2 separate regions of the Homo sapiens genome follow, and region 2 is linked to region 1. The links are chromatin loops, found by intact Hi-C in ENCODE. Cell type or tissue: ovary. All regions are shown on one strand. Links, peaks and the distances in the headings refer to the core of each region. The heading gives the core; the rest is flanking DNA.

Region 1 (8,874 bases), core at 466-8,465:
TAGGCAAAATAGCAGTCCTTCAAAAATGCCCATGCCCTAATCTCCAGAACCTGTGAATATGTTACCTGACATTGTAAAGCAACCTTGTAGGTGTGATTAAAGTTACAAGCTCTGAGAAGAGAAAATTACTCTGGATTATCTGGGTGGGCCCAGCTTAATCATATGAACCCTTAAAAGTGGAGAATGTTTTCCAGCTAAGGTCAGAGAAAGAGACTTGACAAAGGAAGAAGGGTCATAGGGATGTGATACCGCTAGCTTTAGAGATGAAGGAAGAGGACCACAGCCAAGAAATGTGGGTAGCCTCTGAACACAATACAAGGCAAGGACACGGGCTCTCTCCTTGAGCCTCTAGAAGGAGCACAGCCATAAGGCATTCTTAAACTATGTCGCTTACCTTACCTACCTCATCCACTTACTACTTGTATGGCTAATGGCATGAGGAAGTCACTAAAACTCTCCGAGCCTTCCTGGCCTCCACTTAAATGGGAGTGGTACCCACAGAGGGTCAGGAGGCTCAATCAAATCTCAAATTCATTATCTCTTGCTTCTCATGCACAAGTCAGTGTCAGCAGGAGGCATCAGTGCTTCTGCAAAAATAACTAATTCAACATTACTTTGTCAGATCACAACCCTTCTTTGCTAAAACCTTCCAGAGGCTCCCTGTCTCACTCACAGAACAACCTCATGGACTTCCTCTGTTCTCAGGATTCTCATGACACAATATGACCCCATTTCCTCTGACTATAGGTCCTTCCTCTCTCCCCCTTCCTGATGGTGCTCCAGCCATACTGGCCACCTTGCTGTTCCTGAGGCACACCAGGCAGCTTCCAGCCTCAGGACATTTGCACTTGCTGTTTTCTCTGCTTAGAGCCCTCTTCCCCCATATCCACATAGCTTGCTCCCTCAACTCCTTTAGATCTTCATTCGGCTATTACCTTCTTCCTGAGGCCTTCCCTAACAACCCTATGAAAATTGCAATACCTGCCAGCCAAACATTCCCCATCCTCCCTTCACTTTAATTTCCGCCATAGTAATTTCATCTTCTCACATGCTGCATATTTAACTGTTTTGTTTACTTTCTTTCCTCCATTGGAATATAAGCTCTATCAGGGCTTTTCATGAAGGACATGCAAGTAGATGCTTGATAAATATTTGTTGGATAAATAAATCAGTGCATATACCAATCTGAAGTCACAAAATCAATATGAGCATCACCTTCCACTAAAGACATATCCTTTCAGTTATCGATGAAAAATGAAGTTGAAAACACAATAATCAGCCTGTCATTGAACAATGCAGCTGCAGCTAAGATCAAGTTCTTGACTGACTTTGCCGAGCCCAACCAATTCAAAGGAAGAATAAAAACATGGTCAAGGGACCCAAGACCCAGCTCTTATCCCCTACTCAGAGAAAACCCAGAGAGAACCAGCCTTCTGATGTCTTGTCCTTCCTGGTTTTGACCAACCTCTAAAAACCATAAGAACAGTTTGTCTCAGTATTTCAGTACTTCCGCTTCCAGGCCCAGGAAAGAGCAGGAAGTGCAGGGGCGTGTGAAAATCAAGAAAAAAGAAGAATTAAACCCGCTACACATGAAGCGCTCAAAGACTTCCTCTGTAACCTGTTGCAGCACACGAGTTTCAATGTGCTTTCACTGAGAGCCCAGGGGGACTGTGCTGTCCCCAGAATTTCGCACCATGCCCCACACTCTCAATGAACACTTGTTGCCTAAAAAAAAAAAATTAAATTTTAAGACCTTCAGTTTCTCTATTTGTATAAAGTGATTATAAAACCTACCTTATGGAGCTGTCTGATGATCACATATGAAATCGCATATGTTAAGTGCTTATGCAGCGTCTGGCACATGATCAGCATTAATTTTATGTGAACTGCCATTTTGATGGCAGTGGTGGCGATCTGATGGTGGAGGAGGTTTAGTTAGCGCTGGGTAGATTGTAACATATACCTATCCTTAATGATTTGTTCAACCTGGAATTTTGGACGGAGCCTGGGCCTGAGGAGTTGAACCTTAGAGTGATCCATTTCTCTTGGAAAAGTCCTGTTCAGTTTGAGCAAGAAACTCTGGAAAGGGGAAGGATGTATTTTAATCCCAGCTACCAGGGTGACAGGCAGCAGAACTGAAACAGCATGACTAAGCACAGACCATCTCCTTTCATTACATGGGGGGCTGAGGTCTTTCCTCTCTACTGCCAGGGACTGGAGAAAGGAAAGATACCCAGTTTAATTGCATCTGATAAACGGATAGTAAAGTCCAAGAGTAGACAATTGGAATATTTCCCCAGCCTTTTTCCTGTTAGGTTCTCAAAGCTAGAAAAAAAATGCTGAATGTCTTTTCCCTAACTTCATATCGCCATATGAAGCCCAGCTAAGTTTCCCTTGAAGTTCACTAGCCCATTTCCTCTGTAGGTCTACAGGGGCCACCTGCCAATGTGCAGGGATTAAATGAAGAAATAAAGACCTAAGGCCTTTCTAGAAGCTAAAAACCCTAGGACTCCCTAAACACTTTGGAGTTGCAGCTCCCATTGGTTAAGAGGTATGGATCGCATAGTTTCAAGCTGAGCCATGCTTTTCGGAATACTCTGCTTTTTCTCATCTTTTTCCACTATAGTAATACTATAAATGAGATCTCTTCCAGAAATAAAGGCAGAAAGCCCCAAGCTCGATGCTAAAGATGTTTGTGACAGAGTTCTGCAAGAATAGGATATTTGCAGTCTCGTCTGCGATAATCATTTCAGAAGTGGCTGCTGATACTGGTAGGTATGCAGTCAGCAATTGTGGTGGAAACGGGGAATGTCTGCTCAAAGAGACAGAATGTGCAATGACTCAAATGATTTCCAGCAATTGTCAATACTATTTGATGTTAGTCATTTATGCTACCTTTTTCTTATTTATAGATTCCTAGCTTTAAATTAACCTCCCTGATATATGGAAGTAATTTGGTCAGTAATAAGTTCCTTTGTTTTGGGTTTTTTGTTGTTTTTTTTTTTTAGGACTATGTGGCAGAGGAGACTCCTGACTTTCACTTCTCTAAATAACCAACAACTCCTCACTGTCCCTGTGTAAAGCTATCATGGCTGTGGGGAAGGAGAGACACTTCAAGGACAGCTCAGAGCAAAGTACCAGTTTAAAATCTTCTCACGAGAAGAGCAGCATCCTTCACTCATTTGTCCTTTCACTGAGGGTGCACTACATGTACTCACTGTGCTAGATATTGGGAATACAGGGCTGAGTGAGACATGGGCAGACTCCCTGAGAGGTAACACTCAGACTACATCTCAAAGGATAACTAGATATCCGCCAATCAAGATGGAGCAGCAGGCCAGGTATACAGGCTCAGCATCACTTTGGGCGTTGCTTTATCTTAAAAAGCTGCCTGAACCACTTAAAGGGACCCACTGCTGCCTTCAAAAGAGTACAGTGATATGCATCTTCCTGAGGTCTTTCTAAGCCACTTCTGGAGCTAGATATATGTTTCTCAGATGTCTCTGAAACAAGGTTTCCAGGCAACTACATCTGAGGCCATTGGTGCTGCAATATGACTGAAAGGAAAGAGGGTGTGTACTTCAACAGCCTTGCTGTAAGCAAGGTGGCTTCATCCCCTCCCCCCACCTGAAATTGAGAAACACAGAAGTGACCACAGTCCTAGGCCACTGTGTGCAAAAATGGGAAATGTCACTCATCAGGTCCTCTCCCACGTTTAACCAGAATCATCAGCCTATAGATTCGGGAACTGAGTGGCTTGACCATTTTGCACGTAAGCCATATGCAATTGGTCCAAAGGAGACCAGTGAGCAACAATTCAATTTAGAGTTCACTGAACTCTCTGGTTTGGGAAGGAAATTGCTAGTAATCAATTGCAGCAAGCATACAGGCTCAGGGCCAGGAAGAGAAAAATCACTTTAATGGGCAAAGCAGATGTTGCTAAATTCATTGCAAAAGTGAGATGGGCACAGAGCCAGGCCTTGCATGAGAGATGCTGATCTGTTCTCCTGAATGAACAAAACAGAGACATTTCAAAAAGGGGGGTTTCTATGAAAGAAGCCAGAGGTCTGTGTCCCTGTTAGAGTAAATAAAAGAAAATGCACCCAGGTGTTCAGGTCCCCCATACCACCACAGGACTTAAAGTTGTTAACATCTTACGAGGATTTTTAAACAAATCCAGAATACTAGCAAAAACTGCCTGGGGAGTCTTCATTCGGTTCTAAGGAGAGTATGTGGTAGAGTAGAGAGAACACGGGCTTTGGCATCAGATCTGTTTCTTCCATGAATTAGTTGCTTCCACCACCAAGAAGTTGTATGACTTGGGCAAAGTTCTTAACACCTCTCAGTCTCAGTTTCCTCCACTGTAAAATGGGCCTAATGTCATTTACCTTATTAGAGCAGTTGTGAGGACTAGTGATAATGTCTGTAAAGTATGGTAGAGAAATGCACTTAAGCAATAACATGTTTTCAGAACCATGAAAAGACTAGTGACACTAGGATGTGGGGAGAATTGGTTAATGACAGGGCAGGGTGGGGTGGGATGGGGAGAATTTCTGGCCCAATATTGACCAGCTTTGGCACGTGCTCTTGGTGAAGGATTACTTCACAGGTCACATGTTTCTTTGCATGCTTAGGCTGATAAAACATCTCTCAAGAATATAAGAGCTCAGCAAGTGTAGGAGCATAGCCCAAGAAAGGTCACTGTGTGTACTTAGAACATTTTCATGGAGTAGCTTCAAATGCAAGCCTCCTAAAAGAGAGTTGATTCTGATTCCCCAAATCTGAAATGTTCTTTACTTACCTAATTCCCACTCATCCTTCAAGGCCCAACCAGAGTCCCTCCTCTGAGAATCATCCCAAATTCCTCTGGAGCTCACCATCTCTACCTACTCACATATTGCCCAGTTTATATCAGCTGCCTTCAATCCTTCCTGGAACAAGACATTAATCCCATTCAGTAAAAACTTTAAATGCTACTTACTCAATTCTTTGGCCTGTCATAGTAAAGTGTCATACACTGATCATCACCTGAATCATGTGGTTCTACCCCAAATACTTAGCAACTTCCTAGAGTTTAGATATTGAACTTGCACTAATTAAAATCTCTAAATCAGAAGGCAGAGAGAGCTGAGGGCTCTGACACTTGACTAGTTGTGTGAGCTTGGGCCAAGTTTCATGGCCTTCTCAAGCCTTAGTTCTCTCATCTGTATACTGGAGATAATAATAGCACCTTCCTCCTAGGACTTGTGTGAGACTTTCGTGAGCTCGGTCCTGCAAAGTGCTCAGCACTACATTGTTAGCTGAGTAGTAACAGTCACTTTCCTGAAAGCTTCTTCACCCAGAGGGGCTAGCCCATGCCTGTGCACAAAGAATGTCAAATTACATTCACACCCCCTGAGATTTCCAAGCTACAGGCCATTTTCACAGTGGCCACTCTCCAGAAAGCTAAGTCCTGCTGAAAGTATGTTTCCAAGTTGCCATCACCTTTAGAATATTTCTGATAAGCAAGCAAAACTGCCTGTGGCCTTTGGCAGTGAATTTCTGGGGGCTGGTAAGAGGAGGATGTTTACCAGAGCACAAAGGCCAGGTCATAAGCAGAGAATATTTTGGCCCAGACAGATCCCAGAGAAGGCATTTTTGCCAAGCACAGACTCCATTCTCAGGTCCTGAAGTCAGCATTAGACACTAAACAAACCTTCCCGGGTTCACATTTGTTTACTTTTGGCCAAATGCAACTTCCTGTTTGAAAGGAAAAGGGCAGTAAAGCTTTCTATAGCCTTCTTGGACATAAAGGCTCTACTTGAAACAATTGATTTGCTAAGGATAAATGAATCAAACGTACACAATGGGGATCTCCCCTCCCCTCAAAATGTTCATGTTTCAACAGGGAAAGTGCTCAACAAAACCAAAACAAATATTTTTTCAACTGCTGGCCAATGAAGATTGTTTAGGCCATTTCTTCTCCTGAGAGCAAGAAAAACAGACATCAGGAGAGAGCTGAGTTACATGTGCTGTGTCAGAGAAGTCACTGCGACACACTTGGGGGTTGAGATTTCAGTTACACAGAAAGTCACAAAGTTGAAGTTCCCACAGCCACTCAAACCACATTCCCTAGCATGAACACAGAACAACCAGCTCTTTCATTACGTGACTACGTCCCAAACCACGTCCTTCAGGATCCTGAAATTCCCTCGGATGCCCATGCGCCCTGCACCTAGGTTTGAAAACTGACTACCAACCCCACATAAATCCACCATAAGATTTTACAAGGATTCAAAATAACTTACTCTGTGTGAGGAGGTGGGGGATGGGGAGGGGAGGTCTGTACTTTTAGAGCATCTAGCAAAGTTAGCATAAAATATAGACTTTAACTTGGGTTTATATATAAAATGAAGGTGCTCTCTACAAATCTTGAATCTCCTTGTCATAAAATATTAAATTTGTAAAGGACCTTAAAAATCTTCTGGTCAACCTCCCCCTATACACAAATATATAAATAATATAGATGAGGAGTAAAGAGGTCGGGAGACATTTCCTCCTTAGACTGTAGACGTCTTGCTTCTTAGGGCAAGAACTATTTTGCTTATCTTCTTATTCTTTAACACAGCATGAACACAATAAAGACTCAGGAAGAAAGTGACAAATGAAGAAGTTAATGAGCTGCCCTGGTCTGCAAAGTCAGGCTCAGCACACAGGACTCTCTCAATGCTGTGCACTCTGCCCAGTCCTATCCCTGTATTTCCACTAGATTGTAATCTCCTTGAGGGCTGAATATGTCATTTATTTGTTTTTTTGGCCATCATACCCTGTGCATTGAACTTTGCAAGTATTCAATAAAAACATTTTGAATGAGTAAAGAAATTAATGAATGACTGAGTAGATGAAAACACACAAAGGAGATAACTAAATATCTTTCTTGAATAATTTCAATATTACTTTGCCCCAAAGGGGAAATTCTTCCAGTTTCTAGGATGCTGGATTTAAGGAGAAGTAGATTTGTGTATATTCCATACATTCCTTTGACCCTTCCCTATTGGTGTCCCACTGGACAATTATAAAACGAGAAAGGGGCCGGGCATGGTGGTTCACACCTGTAATCCCAGCACTTTGGGAGGTCAAGGTGGGCAGATCACCTGAAGTCAGGAGTTCGAGATCAGCCTGGCCAACATGGTGAAACCCCGTCTCTACCAAAGCTAGTCGGGCGTGGTGGCACACACCTGTAGTCCCAGCTACTCAGGAGGCTGAGGCAGGAGAATAGCTTGAATCCGGGAGGCAGAGGTTGCGGTGAGCTGAGATCTCGCCATTGCACTCCAGCCTGGGCAACAGAGTGAGACTCTATCTTAAAAATAAATAAAACGAGAAAGGTAATTATAACAGGAAACATCACTTCCTCCCTCACAGTGCAGCCAGTTCTCTTCAAGCTCATTACCTACTTCAACTTTAATGAAAATGAGTTCGTCTTGGCCCACAAGGCCTTTACATCTGGCTCCAACCTGTCCATCTGTGGCCACCCTACCATGTTTTTAGACTTAAAGAGATCTTTCATGACTTTACGTTCGTGGGCATGCTGCGACCTCCGTCTAGAATACACTTCACCATCACCATGATTACCATGACTGCTACCATCACCACAGCAACCTGGCCACTGATGCCATCACCCTTTTCACCACTCCCACCCACTTCCACCATCACTGTCATCACCACCACCATCACCATCTCCCATCATCGCCACCCACGTCATTCAAAGCCAGCATCACCACCACCACCACCATCACTGCCCTCCATCACCCTCACCACCAATTACTGCCACCTTGCCACCACCCCCTTGAACTTAAAAAATTCTTCTTCCTCTCTTAAGAGCCAGCTCCAGTGGAACCTCCTAAATCTCTCCAGAATTTGGTGCCCAGCCCTTCTCTGAGCTCCAACAGTTACTTGTTCTCCACTACCTGATTGCATCCAGCATATTGCATTGTAGCTTATTCAATAGCATGGCCTTTCTAGCAGCCCATAAGCTCTGCTGCACCCTGAATCCTTGCTTGAAAGGAAATATTTACAGAGTGTCTGACCACAGATCTCAGAGCAATGAGGGTCAAAAGAAAGGGAGTGTGCGAAGACTCCACAGAGAGGAGGCTGGGGTGCTTCTGCCCAGGCTATGGCTACAAGGTTTCAAGAGTTACCAACGTTGCCCATAAACAAAGATGTGGTATGAACTGCTTCTATAGCCTGCCTCTTCCGTCTTTCTAGATTTCTCACTTTCATTTGAATTGTCATTAAACAAAATTACATACCACCTATTCAGTACTAAGATCACAGGCATGCTGGGGAGGAAAACAGCCAGACCACTCTCATGCTGGACTAGAATTGGGTGGGTGGGGCTGGACAGGAAGGGTGTTTGAGGGTCGGGGAAGGCTCCCAGAGGAAGTGAGGTCTAGGCTGAGGTCTGACAGCTGGGTGAGGACTAACCAGGTAAGGAGAGAGGAGAAGAGGTGCTCCATGATGAAGACACGGGTCTCTCTGTTTTGCGAACAAGCCAAGCTTGTTCTCTCATCCAGCCCCTTGTACTTTCCATTTCCTCTGCCTGGATCCTTCTGCTCCCAGATCTTTACATGGACAGCTTTTCTTCATTCAAGTCTCAGCTCAGATGTCACCTAGGCAGAGAAACCTTCCATTTCCCACTGTCTAGCTCAGTGCTTCTCAAACATTAGCATGCAAAGAAATGACAAGGGGATCCTGTTACAATGATGATTCTGAATCAGTAGGTCTAGGCCGTCTTCTGAGATTCTGCATTTTTAACAAACTGATTGCTCATATGTTGTTGTTGACTCAAAGATCATGCTTTGGGTAGCTCTAGCTGAAAATCGTCATGTCTGATTT
Region 2 (8,874 bases), core at 309-8,308, 69 kb after region 1:
CCTATTTGAATACGTTTTATTTCTTTCTCTTGTCTGATTGCCCTGGCCAGAACTTCCAATACTATGTTGAATAGGAGTGGTGAGAGAGGATATCCTGTCTTGTGCCGGTTTTCAAGAGGAATGCTTCCAGCTTTTTCCCATTCCGTATGATATTGGCTGTAGGTCTGTCATGAATGGCTCTTCTTATTTGTAGGTATGTTCCATCAATACCTAGTTTACTGAAAGTTTTTAACATGAAGGGATGTTGAATTTTATTGAAGGCTTTTTCTGTGTCTATTGAGATAATCATGTGGTTTTTGTCTTTAGTGCTGTTTATGTGATGAATTACATTTATTGATTTTTATATATTGAACCAGCCTTGCATCTGGGTATGAAGCCAACTGGATTGTAGTGGATAAGCCTTTTGATGAGCTGCTAGATTCAGTCTGCCAGTACTTTATTGAATATTTTTGCATTGAAGTTCATCAGGGATATTGACCTGCAGTTTTTAATAATGTGACTTTTGCAATCTTTTAGGTAACCATGTGGTATAGTTTGGATATTTGTCCCCACCCAAATCTCATGTTGAATTGTAATCCCCAGTGTTGGAGGTGGGGCCTGGTGGAAGGTATTTGGATCATGGGGACAAATCCCTTATGGCTTGATACTGTCTTCATGATAGTGAGTTCTCATGAGATTTGGTCACTGAAAAGTTGTGGCACCTCCCCCACACAACTCTCTCTCTCCTGCTCTTGCTTGTGCCATGTGATGTGCCTGCTCCTGCTTCACCATCTGCCATAATTGTAAGCTTCCTGAGGCTTCCCCAGAAGCAGAGCAGATACCAGCAGCATGCTTCCTGGATAGCCCACAGAACCATGAGCCAATTAAACCTCTTTGCTTATAAACTACCCAGTCTCAGGCATTTCTTTATGGCAACACAAGAGTGGCCTAATATACGATGTTTATCATAGTTTTATGTACCCTGTTCTAAATTGAATAGTTTCAAGGCTTATTACTGTCACTAGCCCTTCCATACCATGATTTCTCACTTCAAGAGGTTTTATTTACTTATATTTAAATTTTGAATGAATAATTCCATAAAACTTTAAAGGCAAGAACGTCACCAAGACAATTCTAGGTGTTGTTCATTTTGTCATTAATTATACATTAGCCACAGGCATATCTGGATCATTGTTTTTTTCAGAAACATCTTTGTTTTATTTGTTCTCTCCCTTTTGGGATCACCAATTATCCACATGCTACACCATTATTATTTGTCTCCTGTATCTTTTATATTCCTTCTAACTCTCTAGTCTTCTTGCCTATTTCCTCTATGTTCTTACAAAGCTTCTTATACTTATCTCATTTAACTGGCTTGATTCTCTGCAGTGGTAATTCCACTCTTCATTGCTTCATATGCCATTATAATGTCTGTTGTGGTCTTACTTGTTCCCTTACATTTTAGTCTTACATTTCTTTTTTATTCTCATTCTGTTGTCTTACCATAACATCTTCTATCGCTTATTCAAAGAAATCATAATTTGTTTAAGTATCCTGAAATTTCTAAGCAAATGCTCCCTAAAACTGAACTGTCTTTTCTGGAGTATGTTCAGCCTTTGGTTTGGGGAATGCTATGGTAATCTTCTACTTTTATGTGGCAGAATATTTTATATATCCCATTTTTTGTTTTGTTTCGTTTCATTGTTGTTTACTTTAGAAATCATTCATTTAATTTAAAAAATAAGACGGGTTGCAGCGGCACATGCCTGTAATCTCAGCAATTTGGGAGGCTGAGGCAGGAGGATCCCTTGAGTACAGGAGTTCGAGACCAGCCTGGGCAATACAGTTGAAACCACTTCTAAAAATAAAATATTAGCCTAGTGTGGTGGCGTGCACCTATGGTCCCAGCTACTCGGGAGGCTAAGGTGAGAAGATTGCTTGAACACAGGAGTTGGAGGCCACAGTGAGCTGTGATCACGCCACTGAACTCCAGCCTGGGTGACAGAGCAAGATCCCATCTTAAATAGATAAATAAAATAATTTTCAAAATATATTTATTGAGATAAAGGTAAAGAAAAAAATCTTAGCACTAGCCTGCAGTTTCATCTTCTAGTGTGAAAAATCTTTAAACAAGTAAGCAAAGAAATATCCAATGTGAACTGGGGAAAGTCATTTAAGAAAAAGGGAGTCCTATCAGAAAGAATACTTTGGGGAACCTCTTTTGTTTGGGTGATTCCCTAGACCTCTTGAGAAGTACCATTTAAGATAAAATTTAGGCCAGGTGCAGTGGCTCATGCCTGTAATCCCAGCACTTTGGGAGGCTGGGGTGGGCAGATCACCTGAGGTCAGGAGTTCGAGACCAGCCTAGCCAACGTGATGAAAGCCATCTCTACTAAAAATACAAAAAATTAGCCGGACGTGGTGGTGCACACCTGTAATTTCAGCTACTCAGGAGGCTGAGGCACAGGAATTGCTTGAACCCAGGAGGCAGAAGTTGCAGCGAGCCAAGACCACATCAGTGCACTCTAGCCTGGGAGACAGAGCAAGACTCTGTCTCAAAAAAAATACAATGAACAAGGTAAAAATACCAGCACATGCAAAGCTCTGAGGTCAGAAACACTCCAGTTCCTCTCCACCCTAATCACTCTGCAGGAGATAAAGAGGTTGGAAAAAACCAGGTCATTCCCAGTGTTGTACAAGCTTGGACATTCTTGGAAATGCCAGGAGAAGTTATTAGGATCTTTAGGGGAAAGGACTGACATGGTCTGATCGATGCTTCAAGTTTATTAGGACTGCTATCTGAAGAATGGGGTTGAAAGAAAAAAGGAGAAGCAAGGGCCAATTAGGAAGGTTTGTCAGTAATCCCAGTAAGAAATTATAGCAGTTTGAATTAAGAGAGAAAGACTAAAGTTATACTTTGGAATAAGAATCTTAGATTAAATGGATTGGATTAAATGTGGTGGAGAGAAGGTTGTTAAATAAGGAGAAAAAAATATTAGGCCTTTGGCTTGAACAACCAGGTGGACGGTGCTGCTGTTTACTGAGATGTGAAAGACTAGGGGAAGAACAGGGTTAGGGCTGAAAATCAAGAATTCAGTTTTGGACATGTTAAGCTTGAGATGCATGTGAAAAATAGATAACATGGAGACTCTGTGGAGAAATAGTAGATGGAAATAGAAACTTGAGAAGTCATCAGGATACAGAGGTATTTAACATGAATGGATTGGAGCACCTTGGGTAGAAGTATAGAGGGAGATGAGTAGGTAGCCAAACACCACAACCTAAGGGACTCCAAAGTTTAGACATGTAGTAGAGAAGGAAGAGATGTAAGGAGGACCCAAAGACTGTGGAGTCACAGAAGCCAAGAAAGAAAGGTGTTTCAAGAACAGTGGTCGACTTTCATTTAAAATGGCAAAATGAAGATACTTCTACACACTTCTCTCAGAAATCTCCTTCAAACAACAAAGAGAATGAGAACAGAAACACAAATTCCAACTTTAATGAATGCTAGAGACATTTGTAGCCAACAAAAATATGAAGATGAAAAGAGGTGGAAGGATAGTAACTACCTATAGGAACAGTAGAAAGTGAAACAAGTGCTTGCAGAGAGATACTGATGAGAAGAAAGTTGATTGACTCTGCCTAACCCTGAAAAGACACAGAAAATGGAGTTATCCAGTACTATAAAAAAGGGAGAAAAATGGAAAATTGAGCCTTGGGATTTTGGATCTCTTGCGCCACAATATGAATGGACAACCAAGTATTTCCAGACATTTACAGTAATATAAAAATAGAGATTCAAACAAACTGTAAAAAGGAACTTGAAGAGGAAAAAAAGTATAAAAGCTGAAGAACTCTTGAAATTTAAAACACTGTAATTACTCCTCTCAGAATGATAAGAATATATTGTGTGTATAAATCAGCAACAGGAAGCCACATAAAAGAAAAGTTCGGCCAGGCACAGAGGCTCACACCTGTAATCCCAACAAGCGTTGGGAGGCGAGGCAGACAGATCATGAGGTCAAGAGATTGAGACCATCCTGGCCAACATGGTGAAACCCCGTCTCTACTAAAAAATACAAAAATAAGCTGGGCATGGTGGTGCACACCTGTAGTCCCAGCTGCTCGGAAGGCTGAAGCAGGAGAATCGCTCAAACCCGGGAGGCAGAGGTTGCAGTGAGTCGAGATCACACCACTGCACTCCATCCTAGCAACAGAGTGAGACTCTGTCTCAAAAAAAAAAAAAAAGAAAAAGAAAAAGAAAAAAAAAGACAGAAAAATTCAGAGAACAAGAAAGAGATCTTGGAAATAAAAATACAACTGCAATGACTTTTTAAAAATCAATAGAGCAATTGGAAGATACAAACCAAGAAAATCCCTCACTTTTCTTTGAAATTAAGGACTTGTTAATAATAATACAGAAAACTTCCTCCCAGAATTTAGAAAAAAAAGAGAAAGCTTTTTGCAATCAAATTATCAGTCCAGCCTCTGATGAAGCCTATGTTAGTAGGCACATCTGAGTGGTAATGAATGCCAGCAGCTCTGATGAAAAAAACAGGATCAATCCAGAAGATGAGTTCCAGAAAGGAAGAAGAACAGAGAAAATAATGGGAGGGAAATTATTTTATATACACACACTTAATTCCCAGAATTAAAAGACATAAAACTATAAATTAAAAGGATCCACAATTACACACAATGAATATTAAAAGATCCCTAGGACACATTATCATAAAATTTTAGAACATCAAAAATGAAAAGAAGATCCTAAAAGCTTCCAGACAGAAAAACAGGTCCCATAGAAATGACAGAAATCCAAATGGTATTTGGCTTTACAACAGCTATATCAGAGGTGGCAGCATAGGGGAAAGGTTGGAAACCTGGCTGCTGGGTTTGAATCCTGACTCTATACTCTGTGAGTAATGATAGTGTTGTTATGAGGATAAGGTAGGTTCGTATTTATAAGCGTGCAGAACAGTGTCTGGTACCTAATATTTGCGATTTAAGTATTTTCTAAATATACCTAGGGAAGATAAATTGAACACGTATTCTAAATTCTGAGGGTAAATGAGTAAATGAGCTGCCACTTGCAAGTCAGTACCTAACTAAAACTCTTAAATAGGTATAAGAATAGAAAAAAACATCTTTTTTTTTTTTTAGGCAGAGTCTCTTTCACCCAGGCTAGAGTGCAGTGGTGCGATCTCGGCTCACTGCAACCTCCACCTCCCAGGATTAAGCAATTCTCATGCCTCAGCCTTCCTAGTAACTGGGATTACAGGTGCTCGCCTGTAATTAGCACCAGCTAATTTTTGTATTTTTAGTAGAGATGGGGTTTCGCCATGTTGGCCATGCTGGTCTTGAACTCCTGACCTCAGGTGATCCACCCACCTTGGCCTCCCAAAGTGCTGGGATTACAGGAATTAGAAAAAAAAAAAAAAAAAAAAAACATATTTTCAGGCATGCAAAGTCACCCCCAAAATTAACTTCCTCTGCACCTTTTCTCAGGAAGCTCCAGAATTATAAGCATCACTGAAAATAGGGATTAAACTAAGAAAGAGGATACAATAGGCAGGAAATAGGGAACCTAACACAGGAGAAAAGCAAAGGAAAGTCCCAGAATGACAGCTGGATAGCAGGCCTAGAGGGTAATCAGTGAAGATCACAGGATGGTCTTCAGAAAAATAAATGAAATGGATAGATTCCTGCCAGATTTGACCATGTCAGACATCATACTGAAAGAAGGAAGAAAAATTAGCAAAGGCTGCAAGGTACAAGGAAATGAACAAATGAAAATAAATCAGGCAATTACTATGTACAGGAAAAACAGAAAGTTGAATAAGAAAAAGAAACAATCAGTACACTGCTTGGCCAAGCTGACAGCAGTATTAATTTAGTCCATTAATAAAAATATTTAATAGTGATTTAAGTAGAAACAGTGATATAACTATTCCAGAGGATTAAAAAGGGATAAGAGTTGGGGCTTGGGAGATATGTGTGCTAAACAGCAACTACCAAAATGAGAAGCCAATATAATCTCTAAAGTTAAAAAGCAAAGAGAGTATTGACATATTATTTAGAAATATGGAGGTAAACACAGGACTGGAATACTTACCCTAAATAGTGTGTATGTATTCTCCTGAGCCTCCTTATTAATCCTAGGCACCACTTAAAAATCGCCTCTTAGATCCATTTGGAGGGCTGATGATGTATGGTCTTCTCATAACTGTTCTAAAAGAAATCTAAAGAATATTGGAGAGAGCTGAGGCCAGGCCTGCCTGGGATCAGGTGAGGAAGAGGAAATAATCTTTATTATTTGACTTCTATATTTCACCCTGTCTCATAGGAAGGTAGATTCCCATGTCCATTGCTCTTTGGTTTGATAGTCGCTCTTGGTACACCCACCATTTGATACAGATTCCCTTTCTCTTGGTGGGAAAGTGAGCACTGATAGTTCTGTTTGGGAAAGTCCTTCTTTTCCTTGAAGTGAAGCCCTAAGTTACTGAGAAGACGAATCAAAGAAAATACTCAATTTACTGTTTGTTACTATAAGCTGTACTCTTTTTTGTTTTGCTGTTTTGTTTTGTTTTGAGACAGAATCTCGCTCTGTCGCCCAGGCTGGAGTACAGTGGCGCGATCTCGGCTCACTGCAACCTCCGCCTCCCGGGTTCAAGCGATTCTCCAGCCTCAGCCTCCCGAGTAGCTGGGACTACAGACGTGCGCCACTACGCCTAGCTAATGTTTGTATTTTTAGTAGAGACGGGGTTTCACCATGTTGGTTGGCCAGGATGGTCTCGATCTCTTGACCTCGTGATCTGCCCGCCTTGGCCTCCCAAAGTGCTGGGATTAGAGGCGAGAGCCACCGCGCCCGGCCCAGTATAAGCTATGCTCTTACAGCCACATCTCCCACTCTGCCTCAGCCTCTCTCTAAATTAAGGGGTTCCAGTTAGGTTTCCAGGATTTCCTTTCTCTGTCTCTTCAGTCCGGGCTCATTGCACCATAACTAATAGAAATTCTTTGAATTTTGTGGAATGTGGTTGGCAACATTCCCTGGTTTCAAAACAAATTAGTTGGGAGCATTTTGTTTTTTTGAAAGTCTCTTGGCCATTTCCAGTTCTGAGAAAAGCTTCAGAAACTTATATGTAAACTGCCATCTTTCCCAGAAACCTGTGGCAAGGTTTCTTGATTCTCCTAAGTGTGTTTAACTCATGTCTAAATATCCCTATAAAAAGTATCAAATTGTAATATATTGAAAATAGGCCTTTTCAAATTCACAACCTAAGGGGGCTTCTATTGTAATGTATACTAGATAGTGCCACCTGGTCCTGTATTGATTGAATTATACAAGGATGTATATTGTTAAGAAGAATGTTTAAAATTTTAATACAAACAAAATATGATATAGTCACAAAATGAAATATTTAGCCACAGAAAGGAATGAAGTTATTCAACATAGATGAAACTTGAAAATATTATACTAAGTGAAGAAGCTAGACACAAAAGGCTATTATCATATGACTCCATTTGTATGAATTGTCCAGAGAAAACAAATCTGTAGAGACATAAAGTAGATTACTGGTTTCAGAGTATAGGGGAAAGGGAAATGGAGAATGATTGCTAGTGGATACAGTGATGAAAATGCTTTGGAAAAGAAAGGGGTGGTGACTGCACCACTTTCTGAGTATAGCAAAAAACCACGAGTGTACACTTTAAAAAGGTGAATGTTACAGTGTGTGAATTACATCTCAATTAAAAAAAAATGAATACACTCTCCCTGGGGCACTGAAACGTGTTTAAAAATTTCAAACCATAGCATGCACAATTGCATACAAAAGAAGAATTCACAGAGCTATGCAGAAAGTGACAAGCCCTAAAACTTACTTAGAGTTTTATGTACCAGTCATGGAATCAAAACATTAATAAGTGGTAAAATAAAATGGAGTTCTGAAATGTGAATAGTGTGCTACCATTTGAATTTTAAAAAAGAAAAAAAAGAGGGCCGGGTGCAGTGGCTTACACCTGTAATCCCAGAACTTTGGGAGGCCGAGGCGGGCAGATCACTTGAGGTCAGGAGTTCAAGACCAGCCTGGCCAACATGGTGAAACCCCATCTCTACTGAAAATACAAAAATTAGCCGGGTGTGGTTGCACGTGCCTGTAATCCCAGCTACTCAGGAGGCCGAGACACAAGAATCATTTGAACCTGTGAGGCGAAGGATGCAGTGAATCGAGATCGCGCCACTGCACTCCAGCCTGGGCAACAGAGTGAGACTCTGTCAAAAAAAGAAAGCAAAGAAAAAGAATAAAATTTTTTACATATACGTAAAATATCTTAAGGCAATATTTTAAAAATGGTCACAGTGGTTGTTTTCAATGAGAACTGGCTAAGAAATGTGTGACAGTGTAGTTAAGACTTTCACTAGATATCCTTCTGATTTTAAACCATGAATGAAATACACATTCAAAATAAATGAAAATTAAATTAATTTTGCCTAATTTTAGTTAACTTTATATTTACAAATACAATCTCCAACTATAACTGTAGTGTTTTCTATGTGTACTTTCAGGTCTTTAGCTTTTGTTTAATATATTTAAAGCCCTGTTATCAGCTGCACCCACAATTAAAATAGCTGTGGCTTCTTGTTGACTTGACCCCTTTATCATTAGAAAATGCCCTTCTTTAATACTTGTAATGTTCCTTGTTCTTAAGTTTATCTTCTCTGATATTAATAAAGCCACTCCAGATTTCTTTTGATAAGTAGTTGCATAGTATATATTTTCCCATTGTTTTAATTTTTAACCTGTCTTTATATGAAATATTAGTTGCATTATAGCACATAGTTGAGTATAGTTTTTCTCTTTATCCAATCTAACAATCTCTGCCTTTAAATTGGAGTAT

Evidence for each region. Hi-C counts contacts between places; a loop is a spot of excess contacts. Peaks named below come from ENCODE experiments on the same cell type or tissue, not always from the same donor. Only the 100,000 strongest peaks of a DNase experiment are listed, where the experiment ranks them.
Region 2: a loop joins it to region 1, with 2.1 times the contacts of the local background. A loop is called at or near these places in 2 of 110 quality-filtered maps.

The regions. Positions count from the first base shown.
Region 1 is chr10:88,059,774-88,068,647 of GRCh38, reverse strand. No RefSeq gene overlaps it. Among named protein-coding and RNA genes, the nearest start is that of PTEN, 200 kb to the right of the region's middle. RefSeq lists an enhancer at 6,167-6,226. In ovary, for the core only: no CTCF peak of the experiment used is centred there; a DNase peak (open chromatin) is centred at 3,963; H3K27ac peaks cover 1,171 bases.
Region 2 is chr10:87,990,278-87,999,151 of GRCh38, reverse strand. LOC124900295 (small nucleolar RNA SNORD74) reads left to right here and starts at 4,457; the gene lies at 4,457-4,534. In ovary, for the core only: no CTCF peak of the experiment used is centred there; no DNase peak of the experiment used is centred there.